Linked DNA regions of Mus musculus: region 1 is linked to region 2. A link is a loop called in an ENCODE intact Hi-C map of the cell type or tissue named here. Cell type or tissue: left cerebral cortex. All regions are shown on one strand. Each heading gives the region's core, and the rest is flanking DNA. Links, peaks and the distances in the headings are about the cores only. Region 1 has its middle 13 kb from the start of Lncppara. Region 2 has its middle 23 kb from the start of D130051D11Rik.

Region 1 (8,324 bases), core at 213-8,212, 80 kb after region 2:
ACACAGAGCATCCACATGGCTGGCATGACTAATGCAGATATCTTCAGGAAGGCCAGGCTCCCACTGAGATGCCCGTGGGCCTACTCCCTTTGGAGGAGGCTTGGGTCGTGGGTTGAGAGCACCTGAGGAATCCAGGAGACTTCCTGGAGGTGGTGGACCGACAGCCCTGGGCTCTTCCCTAAAGCTGACCACCATAGCTATGGCTGCAGGGCCCTGCGCCCAGTCTTACTCCTGCCACGTCCCAGGGCTCCCTGCCAGGCGCCACCCCCACCCCCCCACCCCCACCAGCCCTGAACAGGCCACATCTGCTGCAGCAGCCACGCCAGAGCTCCACCTCCTATCCTGTCCCCATGGAAACCAAAGTCAGGGGGGGGGAGTTAGCCACTGACTGGTTTCCATTAGAGCAGCCTGCTTTTCTGGAGCCCTGCCCCTGAGCTTCTAGGCCTCCCCAGAGACTTCCTCCTGCATTTGCTGAGCACCACTCAGTCTGTGCCAGGGAGCTCAAGGGTCCCAGCCCTGCCCACACTAGCCAGCTTACATCAGGGAAGTATCAGGTGGGTTCAGGGCCCAGCCAATCACTAGGGATGCTTTGGGCCAGTTATGGTGTTGGGACTGACCGAAAACCACCACCACACAGATTTTGTGTCTTAAAGAAGCTATGTGCCCAAGTCAGTCCTGCCTGGATTCCAGAACTCCCACCCAATCGTAGAACCTATGGGACCTTAGACCCCTTTTTCCAGTCTCTGGGCCTCGGTTTACCCATCCTCAACATGAGAGGGTTAGCAGGTTTCTATGTCCCTTGTAGTAGTATTTAAGTAGGGAGGGTGGGAAAGGAAGAAAGAAGAAAGAAAAAACGGAGCCACAGCAGTGTGAGCTCCTCTGGGCTCCCAGGCTGCGGTTTTGTTTGCTTTCAGAGAAGGGGGTTTTGAAGGAATCTTGGTTGTGGAATGTGTCTGAGACGGTGGTTGGAGAGGCCGCACACAAGCCAGCCAGAGCCCTTAGCATCTGTTTGGCACCCAGTGACCTAGCTATGAATGCAGCGACAGGAAGCTCCAGGCCTGCCAGAGGGCTCTGCAAACGACCAAAGAGGTTTCCAGAGGTCAGAAACCTAGGCCTAGGATGAGATCCTACTTAAAAAAAACAAAAAACAAAAAAAAACAAAACAAAAAAAAACCTCCCGTGTGTTCATCCCTAGGGAGGCCTGGGAAAGGGATACATACATGGTGGCTTTGCAAAGTTCACCTGAGGGCTATATGTGTCTGTGGCAGCTTCAACCTGGCCTTTACGCGGGTGGCATGGTAGTGCACCACCCTCCTCCTTCATGGAATCAGGAAGAGAATATGGATGTATGCGCTGGCACTGACACTGGCACTGGCTCTGGGGGCGGGGAGCACCTTTTGAGCAGCCTCCAAATGGGAAGCCGCTTGCATTGCCTTCAGTGCCTCACTGTTTGCATCTGCAAAATGGGGACAGCGACCCAGACTCGGTGTGAAAGCTAGAGGAAAAGAGGGGCCAGAGCTGGATACATGCAGCAGGTAGGATCTAAGTGGGACCAGCATGGGGACCTCATGAACCAAACAGGCCCCGCATCCCAGTTGCTGCTGCATTCTAGTTGCTGCTGCCCAGGTACTGAGGCACCTGTCTTCACATTTTCTCTGATTCGTTCCTGATTCAAGTGCCGTGGCGGTCTCCTACCCCTAGGTCTCTCAGGCTCACTGCCCATCCCTCTGTCAGGGAAAGTAGGGCATGAAGATTCTGTCTCTGTGACTCCAAGGCTGGGTGTGGTAACATTTTTTAGCTTTCCTTCCCAGCTGGGGAGGAAACTTCGATGAGGACGGATCCTCTTCTGATAGCTACTGTGCAACATGCAAACACACCACCTCGTAGCTGTAGGCCGAGGGAGCTGGGTAGAGCAGAGTGCTGGGCCTGGTCCGGCTTGATTTAGACATCCAGGAGACTGGGAAAGCATAGGAAATGAAGGAAATCTCCCCAGGGAAGGGAGAGACGAGATAGAGGAGCTTAAGTACCCAGATAATTATAAAGCATAGCCTGATGATTTACCGCCAGGCCGACTGGCTCCTCTGACTGCCCCTACCACCTGTCCTCTGCCCCCCCCCCCATATGCCCTAGAGGCCAGCAGTGGGGAAAGCAGAGAAGCAGTGGGCATGGCCCCACGCCCAGCCTTTATGTTGTTTCCTAGAGTTGGGCTCCAAGTAGGCTCTGGGCAGGAGTCACCGTGAAGGGGACCAGGCTTTATTGTGCTGGGCTCAGACATCTGACCCTACCCAGCTCTGTTGTCTAGACCAAAGAAAAGGGGCTATGAGATCAGGCACTTACAGAATATCCCTTAGCCTGTACCCTGTTCGCAGCTGCAGGGACCTTAGTGGACAGAGCCAAAAAGCCTGACCTTCCCACCTAAAAGAGGGTTCTCGTCACAATCTCCGTTGTGAGACATTTATTGTTGTTTGTTTTGAAACAGGGTCTCACAGTGTAGCCTCAGCTAGCCTGGAACTTGCTGTGTAGACCAGGTAGGCCTTGAACTCACAGAGACCCACCTGCTTCTGCTCCTGGAGTCCTGGAATTAAAGGTGTATGCTACCACACCCTGTTAGTGGAACCCCCGACAAGCCTTATGTCTCCACGCTCTTTTATTTTATTAGGATTCCTTGTCACCACCTAGAAGCGCCCCCCTAGCCTTCTGCTCAGCTCCTACACTGTGGGCTTACAACCCTGATGGTCCTTTCACCAGTGTCTACACTGAGAGCTCCTGGCGCAGGATGGCTATAACCACGTATGGCTCCTCACAAGCTGGCTCAGGTGTATTTTAGGGAAACACTCTGAGAGCGAAGGCACTGGAGGGAAGGTCCCCTATGCCTCCGTGTATGGATCTCTCCCATGGACTCGCTCCAGTATCATGAGCACAGAACCACAGGCCTGAGAGTTCCTGAGAGGACAGTCCCACTGCAGCAACCTTGTCTCCCATCTTTGTGTTTGCCATTCACCTTCTGGAGTCTGTGATCGACATATTTAATATGATTTTGTCCAGTGAAGTGGGTGTACTGTCACTTGATCATAGCTATATAACAGGTGTGCCCCTGAACTCATTGTTGACCAGTAGGGAAGAGCTGTACACCCAGGGACCCATTCCTTATCAACCTTGGCCCCCACCTTCTCTGTCTCCCTCACTTTAACTCTGATGTCAGTGGGTCCCTGGAAGGTTCCAGATTCCAGGTTTGAGGCAGCTGTCTTGTAAGCATTCCTTGGCTTCAACCTGGGACCCTGCTTCTGAAGTCTCCCTAGAGACCAGGAGGACTCACGCACAACGTTGCAGGTATCTGTTGTCTAGTGAGAAACTAGGAGCCAACCACCCACTTCCCCAGGCCTGATGCTTCAGCTCTGTGGCCAAACGCAGGCAGTGCCCAACACAGCCCAGCAGGCTTCTGGCACATGGGAACCACTATGGTGTGGGGACAGACGGACACATGCACACATGTGCACACGAAGAGCTGGGTTGTATGCCGGGCCAGACAGAGGGCTATTGGCTTCTGCTTGCTTTTTCCCTCTGGGCCTCAGATTTCTGACTCATGAATGTTGTTCCTTTTGCACTGGAAGGAAAATATTGAAGTGATACAATTAACCATCTGCCCAGAGATAAACTGACCCCGCCTAAATTAACCACTACATGTTTGTCCTCAAAACAGAGGCATTGCCAAAACGTGCGTGAAGTAGCACCGTCCACCAGCAGGCAGCCAGGCTCTTAACAGAAGCAGAGACAATTTGCGGGCACCATAGGGGCTCTATACGAGGACAGGATCCCCCTTGTCTAGATAGCTGATGACCACAGCAGTGGTGTCAGTTTAGGGCAGGACTCACATGTGCTGGGATGTTCTAAGTCCTTTATCTGAAAACAACACCTAAAATGAAGCCAGGACTGACTGTTATGTCGCAGACACTGGCATCTTTTGTGAACCTTACCTAAGCATCCCAGGTAGGTATGCAGATGGCTTTGTATCTGGTGGTGGCTTGATCTGTAGAATCCACTGGACACTAGTGGGAGTGAGCGGTTGCCTGTGGGGCACTCCACCGAAAGATGCTGGCGGGGGGATGGGAAGCACATATCCAATTTGCTTTATAATCTGCCTATATAGTCCATGGGTGTAGCAGGTTTAAATGACCTTCTTAATATACCAAAGTATATTGTATGTACTGGCTCAGAGTAAACAGGTTCCTGAAGGCCATGCAGCCTGGAAGATTCCGTTCGGCTCCTTGGCTTTGGATGGAGCCCAAGCTCTCTCCCAGGGACAGTTGTTCTGCCAGCCTAGATGGATATCATGACCCCTCTGAATCCTGTGTACGCCTAATTGTGGTTGTGAGCCCAGGTAGGAATGAGGTTGAGGTAGGACTGGGCCAGACCACCAGGACCTTCTGCCTGGTGCTTGGTCTGACAGATTCAGCACTAACTTTGATGGCCCATGAACCATTAACAAATGTGGCCCTGCCACACAGAACATAAACGTTAAGGGACAGAGGGACAGCTTTGGGAGGGTCATCAGCCTGAGAGAGAGTAGTGTACCTCTGTGATTTATTCAGAGGTCCTTATTGGCAGATAGTGTAACATTTGGGGAACACCCCTGTCCTTGGCTTTGCAGTTCCACAACTGCCACAGGCAGAGTAGGTGAAAAGACACAGGAGCAATTGAATGACAAGAGGAAGTCTGTGAGCACATGTATGAAGTTGGAGGGAACTGGGCAAATCTAGGGTCCCCCTTGAGCAGCCATAAGAACTTTCCCACTGTGCCCATCCAGGTGCATTTCCGTGTTACTCAGGGTGGAGCCAGGTCCCTTAGAGCTACCCTTGTGCTGTAGGCAGGAGCTCTGTACTGTCAGCGTGGGAACTACATGCCTTCATGGGTCCATAGTAGGCCCGAGGTATCTTGTGTAGCCTCAGCCACTGCTCCTATAAGATGGTGCTCAGCCCCCCCCCCCCGTATCCCACCCCCCCCCGCCCCTGTCAAGTTCTGGTCAACATTTCTATTTCCCATGGCTGATTTTTTTTCATTCTGTATCACTTGTCCCTGTATGTGAAGCCTAGAATTTCTAAGTTTGGACAGAGACCTTGTTTAGAGACGTGAAATTATGCTATTTAATAAAAAAGATGGGTGGGGGTTTCTTCTGCTGGCTCTGTAGGCACCCCAGCACCTTTTTTTGTGAAAGCGCCTCTCTTGGAGCCAAGCAGGTCAGGCTTTACTGGGTTTCAATGCCGCTGAGGGTTCTCTCCTAGGGAGGCAGTTCCATGTTCCCCTGGTGAGGCTAGGTTAGCCAGGCTGCAGTAGCTGTGAGCAGCAGTCAGCTGTTCCAAGATCGTTAAACCGGGGACTCTGTGCACTGTGGGCCCAGAAGTAGAAAGGAGAGATGGAAGAGGTCTAGCTGTCAGGTAAGGAAAGGTGTGGCCACAGGACAGTCTCTTAAGAAATACGATCAGAAACTTGGACTTAGAGCCCCAGGCTCATCCCTCCTGTCCCCTATCTTCTCTGGGAAGCTTTCTAGCCCTGTGTGGATGAAGAACAGCATCCAGGTCCCAGTTTTGCCTGCAGATACTACAGTTTCTGGAGATGGAGAGAGGCAAGCTGTGCCTGGTGGGTCTCAGGGTCCAGCACATTCAAAGGCGGAGCCCTCAGCAAGTCCCTCTGGTCTCAAGGTCTCGAGTTTGAAGAAAAAAAAAATCACTCTCTGGAGATAATGCTATAAGCAGTGACGTGACAGACCTTGTTGCTTTTGGCTTGTCCGTGAGCGAGTAGCCCCTCGTCCTATAGCGACTAGTTCTGGAGAAGGCCCTAATTCTAAGAGGATATCCCGAGTCTTCTTACAACCGGGGTTCATGGACACGTGGATGCCGGCAGCACAGTGGGCGCAAGAGGGCAGGAAAGAAGCAGGTAGTTCTTCCCAGGGCCAAAGCACCCAAGGCAGATAGGGAGGAGGGTGAGAAGTCTGGGAGTCATTCTGGCCAGGGCCGACTCCTGGCTTTGGTTTCCTGCTGTCAGTCTTGGCTTGTCCCCCTTCTTGGCTCTTAATGACTACGGAACTTACTCCTTGGTAGTGACCCAGGGTCCTGTTTGTACTTCATAAACCTCAGTTATCCAGTCCTGTTCCCAGAGTAAGGCAGGTGATGGGATGCTGATGGGTGGCAGGCCCTGCCAGGCCCAGGATGTGTGTATGCTAGTTGAAGGACACTCTTGCCTCAACGTTCTCAGGTCTATAGGGTCAGTGCAGGCATTGTGAGGTGAGGTGGGGGGACCCCCTAGTCTGAGGCAGTACAGGCAGGGGTGATCTATGGTAGCAGAAGGACATTCTGGCCACAGGGAACTATGGGTGCCCTAATGGGGCTGGAGGGAAGGGAGGGTCTTACCAGGCACCAGCAACCAAGCCCTATGATCCCTTCCTTCCTCTTGTCACAGAGGGACTCTAAGACTCTGGGCTGCCTAGGAGCCATGGCAGGGAGTTGGTTTAGGATGTGGGTCCTGGCAGGTCAGAACTGGTTAAAGCCAGGCATGGCATTCAGTGTTCCCAGTCTCTTGTGACTCAAAACTCCAGGTGCCAAGGTCCCGGTAGATAGTATATGGCTCTGGGAGTGACTGAGGAAGGGAAGGCCACACTATCCCCGACCCTTCTCTGCATCCGAGCCACATGACCTGCCAAGTTGACACCTGTGTTTTGATTTCCTTATGTCTTGCAGAACCTGGATGCTCCTAAGGACCCCCCAGGAAAGTAAGCACCTGGCATGTGTATCAGAAGACCCCCTATGGCCTCACACACAGGTAGCTGTCTGCCCCACTTGGGCAGAGAAGGGCTCACTCCATCAGACACAGACCCAGAGACGATTGTGTGCTGGCAAACAGGAGGCCACCCAGAGTTGCTCTTTCAGAGAAGCCAGGGCCAGTCCTGTCCTCAGAGGCTCTACCTGGTGCCAGATCTACCCTACCCTCAGCTCCTAAGGGGCTCAGCCTGGCCTCCAACCAGGGAGAGAGATCCTTGCCCAGGACAGGGCAGGAGATAGGGCCAAGGATTCTGGGTCCCTGCTCCAGCCCCACCTTCTGCCCTGTAGGCTAAGGTGGCCTGAGTCGTCCTCTTGAAGTAGATGGAATCCAGCAGGGACAGATTTGCTCTGAGACAGCCTCTTGCAGCCCAGGCACACAGTAGGTACCCCTAGCACACAGTAGGTACCCCTGCCCTATCCTCCAGCCCCTTGCACTTGCCATTCATCCAGATGGGCTATGTCAGTTTTTAAGCATCAGTATACTCATCCACAAAATGGCCAGGGATACCTGCTGGTGGAGATCAGGGGGCTGTAGAGTGACCCCCTAGAACACTTGTACATTGGGGTGAAGACGCCAGAGAGCTGGTAAACAGTACATGCACTGAGGTGGCACACGGTGCTGTCACCACTTTCTCTAGCCTTCCCCCAGCCAGCTTCAACAGGCTCAGAACCAGCTGTCCATCACTCAGAGTCATCCCATTGGAGTCTACGCACGTTGGTGCTACTAGAGGTGGTAGGTTAAGGCATTGTGTCTGCTTCTGTCCAGTGGGTGGGACTGTGCTGGCTTCTCTCATGCTATGGCTAAGAAGGGCCCTGTATGGAGGAGCCCAGACCTGTGGGGCTCTGCAGCTTCAAGATAGTTTCAAGGAGAATACACAAGAGGCCCTGTCAACTGGGATGACCTAGCCACTTGGAGGCCTGGCCCCTGCCATACATCACTTAGATAAGGTAGTGCATCCATTCTTCCCTTGGCAGGATGCCTCCCAGGCTCAGTTCCAGTCTGGCACATTCAAGGGGTGCAGTTCCAACATTGACAACTAAACCTCAGAGCCCCAAACTTCCCATGGTTCCCCAATCTAAGCTCGTGACTTAAAGACCTCATGGCCCAGTGTCTCCAGGCCATAGATGATGAACTAGTCTCCTGGCCTTGAGCTACTGTGAGTTCCAGGTGGCTCCTAAGATGTGCCTGGGGCCTTTTGAGGGGCTCTCCAGTTGGGATTCACAGGAAACAATAGAAATGCAAGAAAAGGGCTCATAGATGCACCCCAGCACCTAATTAGTGTTGCTTCTTCTCTAGGCACCGGCTTCTTCTTGACAACTTCCCTGGGTGACTCTTAGAACTCAATGGCCACGTCCAGCTCAGGTCAGTGCAACATTTTGGTTGTTTATAGAACTCAGGGCCACCTACCCCAGCCCTCCTGGATACTGCTATGGGTCCATGTAGCCATGCAGGCCTGGAGGTCTGTATATGCTGGGTCTTGGCTAGGTAGTCTCAACTCCTGCCTGTCTCTT
Region 2 (8,324 bases), core at 110-8,109:
AAAACAAATAATAATGATAATTAGTGATGATGATGATAATAATAATAATGGGATTGGAGAGATGGTTTGCTGGTTAAAAGTACTTGTTGCGGGGCTGGTGAGATGGCTCAGCGGGTAAGAGCACCTGACTGTTCTTCTGAAGGTCCTGAGTTCAATTCCCAGCAACCACATGGTGGCTCACAACCATCCCTAACAAGATCTGACGCCCTCTTCTGGAGTGTCTGAAGACAGCTACAGTGTACTTACATATAATAAATAAATAAATCTTTAAAAAAAAAAAAAAAAAAGTACTTGTTGCTCCTGCAAAGGTTTGGTTCCTAGAACCACACAATATCTCACAACTTCTATAACTCTAATCCCAGGGAAATCGGACATTCTCTTCTGACATCCGCAGGCACCAGACATGCATTTGATGCACATACATGCAGGCAGGCAAAGCACTCATGCTCATAAAATAAAATTTAAAAATCAGAAAAATAAAAAAGACTATTCCTCACCAAGTGTAGAAGCCATACCTGTAATTTCAGTGCCGGGCAGACTGAGGCAGGAGAATTTTGAGTTCAAGGCCAGCTCGGGCTGCCTAGTGAGACCTTGTGCTGGTTAGTTTGTGTGACTTTGACATACGCTAGAGTATCTGGAAAGAAGGAATCGCAACTGAGGAAATGCCTCCGCTGGATTGAATTCTTGATTGCTGATTGATGTGGGACAGCCCAGCTTACTATGGGCGGTGCTAACCCTAGGCAAATGGTCCTGGTCTTTATACGAAAGCAGGCTGAGCGAGCCATGGGAGCAAACCGGAAAGCAGCACCACAAAGCCCTCCTTTAAGGGGTCCTGGTTATCATCTTAGAATTATGAAGTCTTTTAATGTTTATGTGCATCGGTGTTTTGCCTGCACGTGTGTCTGTGCGAGGGTCACACGACTTGGGACTGGAGTTACAGACAGGTGTGAGCTGCACTGGCTTTCCCAGGCATGCTGGGAATTGAACCCAGGTCCTCTGGAAGAACAGCCAGTGCTCTTAACCACTGAGCCATCTTCCAGCCCTAGAATTATGTTGTTGTTGCTGCTGTTGTTTTTGTTTTCTTTTTTGTTTCTGTTGGTTTGTTTTTCAAGACAGAGTTTCTCTGCACAACTCTGGCTGTCCTGGAACTCACTCTGTAGACCAGAATGAGATCCACCTGCCTCTGCCTCCCAAGTGCTGGGATTAAATGTGTGTGTACCACCACCCCCTTGATGAATTATAAGACTTATTTTAACCCTCAGACAATAACTTCTAGGCTTTTAGAATTGCATCTAGCATCTTAGGTCCTCTGACATCTATGTAGTTCCTGTTCTGTTGGGTGCCCTGGGCTGGATTAAAGGATAGAGACCAGGGCATGATAATAAATACTCCACAGGCTGCTCGGAGCCTGCTCCAGGTCCATAGACCAAAGCTCACAAAGTCTCTGTCAGCCACCAGCCCTAAGACTATTCACTGCATCTGCCTGATCCAGCCCACGTGAAGGCCCTGGTATGCTCCAATGGAGAGAGTTTCCCCTCCATCTTCTATCCTTATTGGTAATACAATGAAGGTCTAGGAACCTTGTTCCCCAAGCTCCTGATATGAGTCACTTCTTATACCAGGCTTCCTGGGAGGGCTGGCATGGCCATCCCTCATCCCAGTCAACTCCCAAGAGCTTGGGTCAGATCTTGTTCATCTAGAATCTCTCTCCTCAGCACCAATGTACCATCTCTTCTAGGATTGCTAGACTATCCCCTGCCCCTTCTCCATATGTGTTAATCCATTGTCCTCTGGGAAGTAAGGACTGTCCTGATGAAATACAGAGAGGTTAGGATGGCTGTTCATTGATGCCCAGCTGAGAGGGCAGAGGCCTGGAGAGGAGTTGAGCAATTGCCCCCATCACTGCGCACCTTGCCCTGATGTATACTGGATAACCTACCAGGCCACTGGACCACCAGTCACGGTAGGCCAATTCCTTCTCCTGGTCATGCCATGCTGTCTTTTTCCACCAGAGCATCTGCTGGGGGTCATGGCTCCTCTATAAACCCAAATCATGACATTCTCAATCTCCAAGTATCTCCTTTTTAGAAGATGGAGAAGAAGGGACATCAAATGGGGTGGGGGGAGGGGTAATGGAGATTTATTCCCAGTGCCCTCAGACACTAGTATCAGATTCCCAGTCTTCTGGACTTGAACATGGAAAGTTCTAGGTCTTCACCCTGGTCCTCTCTTTCTATCAGCCCTGTCTCATAAGTCAGGGCGTCATGATATGACCCTTCCTCCTCTACTCCAGGGTGGGAGATATGGAGGAGGTCCCAGTTGGGTTGATGGCTGAAACCTCCCTCTGGGGGGGTCCAGTGTCACAGTGTCAGTATCACTCTGGACTGGTGACTATCCCTGGACTCTAGATCCACCCCAGCCCCAGGTCTGTGTCTAGCTAGTCCTTGGCCTTGCCAGATCCTCTATTGTAGCCTCAGTTTGTCTGCCAGTGCAATGGATGCTTGGCCCCCGTGGGCGTTGACCATTGGTGTTCTAATGTGATGGCACTGGTGGGACCCTGTCATTCCCTGAGCCAGGTATCCTGGTGAGGGTCAGGGGTGGGGAAGAGGTTTAGCCACAGGACCCAGGCAGGATTTGGGGGGTGGGAGAAGAAAAGGGGTGCTGGGAGGGGGCATTCTGGAGAAGCCGCTGAGCAGACCTTGGAAATTCTTTTTTTTTTTAAAGATTTCATTTTTTTTCCTGTGTGTGGGTGTTTTGTTTGCATGTAGATCTTTGCACCATGCATGTTCAGTACCTGACAAGACCAGAAGAGGGTGTCAGAGCTCCTGGGACTGGGATTACAGGTAGTAAGTAGTGAGAGGCCATACGTGTGCTAAGAATCAAACCCAGGTCCTCTGGAAGAGCAGCTCTTAATGGCTGAGCCAACTCCCCAGCGTTCTGGCACATTCTAAAGACTGACCAGTCCACCCCTATCCCTGATGATGATATTGGAGGCACTAAGTTCCTAGGAGCCAGACTGGGCTGGCCGCCCTGGTTTATATAGCCCTACTGTAGTACGGCCTTCAGCACTTGGAGGGCCTCAGAGAAATTGTCCATCATTCTGAAAGCCTGCTGCTGCAGGATCAGGCCAAGGCTAGTGGGTGCCTGTCTGTCCTGTGCTGCTGCTGCTGGGTCAGGAGACAATGGGAAGAACAACACACTGAGCCCTTCCCTTCACTGTCACCATTGAGAGCTAAAAGGACATGTGCCTCGGCCTCTCGTCCATCCCCCAACACTGCAGCCAGAAGCACCAGAGGGCTGATCCCAGGTTGGGTGAGCACTTTTTTCCTCTCAACATTGTTCCCATCTTTGTGCATTTCCTGTAGGCCCTAACCACTCCCGACCTGAACTGCACACTCCAGAGACATAGGTGGCAGTGACCTCCTCCTGGGGGGGGGTGTGTGTCATAACCAGGCCTCCCAGTGACGGTACCCCATCCCTACGGGTGCCCATCATGTGGGTGCCTGAGGTCCTGTGGGCCATTGTGGCTCTGATTGTCAGTGACCCTGTAGGTTCCCAATTCTGTGAGTTCTTGGTACTGTGGGTGTCTGTGCCTTTGTGGGTGTCTATATCCCTGTGTATTCTTGAGACCCTGTGGGTGTCTGGCCCTGTGTGGGGGGATGATGGTGATCATGTGTCTGGTTCTGGGTGGATGATGGCCCTGTAGCCTTCAAAGTCCTGACCAAACTGCCATATGTCCTCATAGCCACCAGGGGGCAGAAGAGGGTGCAGGCCCACCTTCCAAGAGGACCTGTCTTCCCTTGTAGAGCCAGAGCTTTGTGTAGGCAAGAGAGGTGGGGGCTGCTGAGCAAGGGAGGCTGAACAAGGTCACTCCAGGCCAGCAGAGAAATCTTGGCTTGGATCCTGCCTCTGCTGCTACCTCCCACATGACTTCACCAGCCCGGCCCTCATCTGAACATGCAGCAAGCACTGGGCCCACTTCAGGCATCGCCTCCAACGCGGAAATTAACTTCCTGCCCAGAGAGGCTGCGCCCACACAGCTGCAGGTCTGGGCCGCCAGACCTGGGGCGCTCTGGAGTCCAGTTGAGGCCTCTCCTGCCCTCCTCCTGTCTGCAGATGGGGAAATTGAGACCCAGCCAGGGAAGGGGGTGGGGGATGGGGGGCTTGGATAACATTGCACAATAAATTCAAATCGGGGACAGGGCCAGCTGGGCCTGCAGACACTAGGCCTGAGTGCTTCACAGAGTCATCTTCTAGCCCGTGTCCCAATCCCACCAAGCACTGAAGTTGTGCTGCTATTGAGTCCTGAAGGTCTTCCTGTGCCAACCCCAGGTGCCAGGCACTGCGGCCACCAGCCTCAGAAGTGAGAAGTTTCATATTGTTTTCCAAGCCTGAGGTGTGGGTGCTTCTGGACTATGTGGGGACTGGGGACCTCATCACCAGTGCCGGGCCTGGCAGGCACAGGGCAGGAGTGAGGAATCAAGCCTCTTCAGTACTTTCCTGGCATACCGCAGCTTCTCTCTGTAGCTTTCTCTGCAGCTTCTCTCTCTCCCAGGATATAGAGCGGATAGTGGATAACCCAGCAGTCGTCCTCTGGGCGAGCATCCACCCAGCTCCTTAACAGAAGCTTAACAGTCAGAGAGACTCCTCAGACCCAAGAGGGTGAACCAGGAGGCTTTCCTTGTCCCTCAGAGTGTCAAACAGGAGTAGCTGTGGATTCTTTCTGGGGCTCTGAGTGTAGCCGGCCCCTCCCCCCTCAGGCCTTAGTTTCCCCTTGGTTGAGGCTACAGGCTCAGCCCAGGACTAGGATAGTCTCAGCTCAAGGCTGGGTGACGAATGAAGGTCTGGAGTCTAGGGCCTGGTCTTCCTTTCAGCCACCAAAAAGGGCTCATTTTGTGCCTTGGGCAGGTCGCCCAGGCAAGGAGGCCACTGGCGGCCATTCTCCAGGACCTCCTCCCGTCTGCAAGAAGCATTACCTCATCGGGAAGCCATTCCGGAAAAGAGCTGCAAGAGTTCCATGAGTGGGGATGAAGAGGGCTTTCCAAGAGCCTCCTGGCCACCCAGGAGCCCAGCCAGGGTGGACAGCACATCCCAGTTTCTGTCCAGTGACCGCTACAGGGAGGTGACAAGACTGAATTGGACTGAGCAGATAGGAGGAACGGTCCTGCCTGAAGCCAGCAGCTTCCGGGAGGGCAGAGCAGATATTTCAAGAGCTGGAACAAAATGGCCAGACGTGAGGGAGGCCGGAGAAATGAAGGGCAGAGTTGCCAAGCCCTGACCCTCTCCAGCCCATGTCCCCTCCTGCAAAATACAGAAGCATTAGGCACACTGAGATGTACCCTGCTGTCAAATGGCACCCGTCCAGAAGCATTGGGCTTCTCGATGACTTGATCAGCCACATGATCGGGAAACTGTAAGGACAGCTTGGGGTGGGGGGATGCACTAAAGGTGACCAGGAGAGCTCCCTAGCCGTTGACCCAGTGACAGTATTAGAGAGCACTCTTGGAGCCTTGATTTTCTCATCTGGAGAATGGAGCAATTAAGCTTCCCGTCCAAAAGACGTCTGAGAACACAGGCACTGACAAACTGGTGCTTTTGGGGCCACATCGGTGGGTCCTCCCCTGCCTGGGCCAGGGGACCCCTCCTAAGATGAGCACACACTTCTCACCTTGCCCCAGAGGGAGTGAAACGCTGTCCTCCAACTCCACCCACCCAACCACAGAGTTGCCCGGGCTCACTATCTTTTCCCAAATCCTACCTGGAGAATATCCATGCACCCTGAAAATAAATAGAGAAGAAACTGGCCCTGTCCGGATTACACTGAGACCCATTGAGGGAGCCTGTGGACACAGGTCCAAGGTCAGGCCCATCACATGCGGAGCTGTTCTGGCTACTTATTAGAGAAAAACCTAGGACACACCAGCAGGCAGGAAGTGTCGTTGGGGACAAGAATTAGATGTTTTGAGCCTGGGGCGTCAGACTGATCTTATTGAATGATTGGAGATTCCAAAAGGACAGGAGAAAACCAGAGGCTGGGCAGAAGGCTTTTTGTTTGTTTGTTTCATTGATTGATTTTTGTCTGCATTTATATCTGTGCATCATGGATGTGCAGTGTCCATAGTGACCAGAAGAGGGCACCAGATACCCTGGAACTGAGGCAAAGGCAATTGTGAGCTAGCACATAGGGGCTGAGAATTGAACCTGGGTCCTCTGGAACAACTCGTAACTGTCGCTCCATCTCTCCAGCCCCCCAGCAGTTTTAAGACAGCTGAGGAGCTCTTGAGGGAGCCCACACCCTTCCTCCTGTGCACAGAAAGTCCTGCCAGAGCAGGGCAGAGGTGCTAGGTAAAGGGCTTCCCTGCAGGCAGCAAGCAGACAACCGCCTGGGTGTTAAGGATGGCCGAGCTGACCCCAGGATCTGTGTGACCCCAGGGCCCCTGAAACCCTTGGCTGTCTCTGCACCCAGCCTAGCTAGTGAGGGGGCGGGACAGGGGCAGCTGGTACAGGGCCAGTACAGCAGGAGGTCTGAAGAGACTGAGAAAGCAACTGGGCAGAGAGCGGGGCTGGGCAAGACAGGTGGCCTGTGCTGTTTCCATGGCTCCCGGGCTCTGCCTGCCCAGCTCAGCCTGGGAAAAACAAGCTGGGCACAGAGCAAACAGTGCCTGTGGCCACTAGGACAAAGGCAGGGCTGTTTAGGTGCTTGCGGCAGCCAAAGGGCCTCCTTGGCGGAACATCGGTTTAGACTAGGCCAGTCAGGGTTGAGCTGCCACACCCTGCAGTGTCCGGGCTCTTAACCTCTGGGGTGCAAGCTGGTACTGTGGCTGGAGGCTGGAGGAGGGGGGAAGGAAGAGGGTCAGCAGCACCCTAGATATGTACTCTGGCATCATGGTCTCTCATCTGGGTTTTCAGGGCACTAAGAACAGCAGGATGCCCGTCTAAGTCCCTGGGCAAGCAGCCCCACAGCAACCCAAGAGTCCCTCCACCACCCCCAGGGGCGTCGCAGAGAGTGTGGGAAATGCACTTTTTGCTGCCACTGGGACAGATGCAGCTTTGGCCACAAGCCAACTGAGCTGGAAGTGCCAGCCAGAGTGCTAGAGAACAGGCCTGACCCTGAGCTGGAAGGAAGCACCCTTCGCCAAGACAGCACTCCCAACATCCTGTAGTACTGTACCCCGGCTGCCCTCAGATAGACATTCTGCACTGGCTAGAGCGCCATTCTTCTGACGGCTTGAATCCCCTCCCACAAGAGAGCCCAGCTTGTATGTGGACACCTGTGCTTCGGGGGCCAGCTTGTAGGAAGACGGGGACAAGTAGGGACTCATTCACAGAAGGGTCTCAGCAGCAGGCTGGTTTATGAGTAACTAAGGCCTTCCTGGGATACAGAGAGGCTGACCCTATGTCATCTCATTTCAGCAGGGAACATGTAGCCAAATGACACTCAGGCCAGTTGAGTGTGGAAGATATACAAAGGGTTAGGGACTGGACTGGGCCCTTTTAAAAAGGGGTCTATATTTGAGGAGCAAGGGGGCATCAGACAGCAGCCCTCGGAGTTCACAGGCCCCACAGAAGACCCTTTCTGCCCCTGGCTTGTGCCCCCACAGGCTCCAAGATTCAAGAACTTCTGGCACCTTCCTCACTCGAGGCTAGACTACCTTCTAGCAGGATCGCTGCAGCTGCCACTGGTGCTCTTATAACCCCAGTCCTAGTGTGACCGAGAAAGCCAATGCTTAATGATTTGCTGCGTGGAGATATGGCCTGCGATTGGAACCGGGGCCAGGAGCAGAAGGATGGATGCTGGGGTGGACACTGTAGAACGAACCTTCCATGATGACCCAGAGTTGTCTTCAGCCTGCCAGAGTGAACCCTAGTCACATCAGTCACTGGGCAGGTCTGATACAGGGACCATGGCCTGGTGCCTAGGCCAGCTTCTGCAGCCAGAGGCCCACCCGGCAGTGTCCAGTCAGGACAAGGGTTGGGAGGCTCACGGTCTTCTGCTGGGACTCTTCTTTCTGCCCAGGTCAGTCTAGGGTTTCCCCAGGTTGGGACTCACCTTTCCACCTGCCCAGTTGCTTTGGCCGCTAGATTTGTCACCTTGATTTCGCTGTTCCGGGGCAGAGGACAGGCGGGGTGCAGGGAATGCGTGCTCATTCCAGCGCACGTGGAATAAGCGTGCTGACGTAGGAATGAGTGAGTGGGTGACAACGGTGACAGTGGAGAGGGCATGGCGAAGGAACTCAGCATAGGCCTTTCTATAGCCTGTCCACAAGGGATTAACCCTGCACTCTGAGGCCCTGGGACCAGTTAATGCCTTCGAGTTCTAGCAG

The links. Peaks named below come from ENCODE experiments on the same cell type or tissue, not always from the same donor. Only the 100,000 strongest peaks of a DNase experiment are listed, where the experiment ranks them.
Region 1: it touches region 2 in a loop (2.7-fold over the local background); 12 of 42 quality-filtered maps call a loop at or near these places.

The regions. Positions count from the first base shown.
Region 1 is chr15:85,686,806-85,695,129 of GRCm38, forward strand. No RefSeq gene overlaps it. Among named protein-coding and RNA genes, the nearest start is that of Lncppara, 13 kb to the right of the region's middle. In left cerebral cortex, for the core only: a CTCF peak has its summit at 3,447; DNase peaks (open chromatin) are centred at 324, 974, 1,439, 1,766 and 1 more place; H3K27ac peaks cover 2,918 bases.
Region 2 is chr15:85,606,980-85,615,303 of GRCm38, forward strand. No RefSeq gene overlaps it. Among named protein-coding and RNA genes, the nearest start is that of D130051D11Rik, 23 kb to the right of the region's middle. In left cerebral cortex, for the core only: CTCF peaks have their summits at 2,817 (motif pointing right), 3,748 (motif pointing right) and 6,129 (motif pointing right); DNase peaks (open chromatin) are centred at 2,856, 3,873, 4,451, 4,632 and 5 more places; H3K27ac peaks cover 4,069 bases.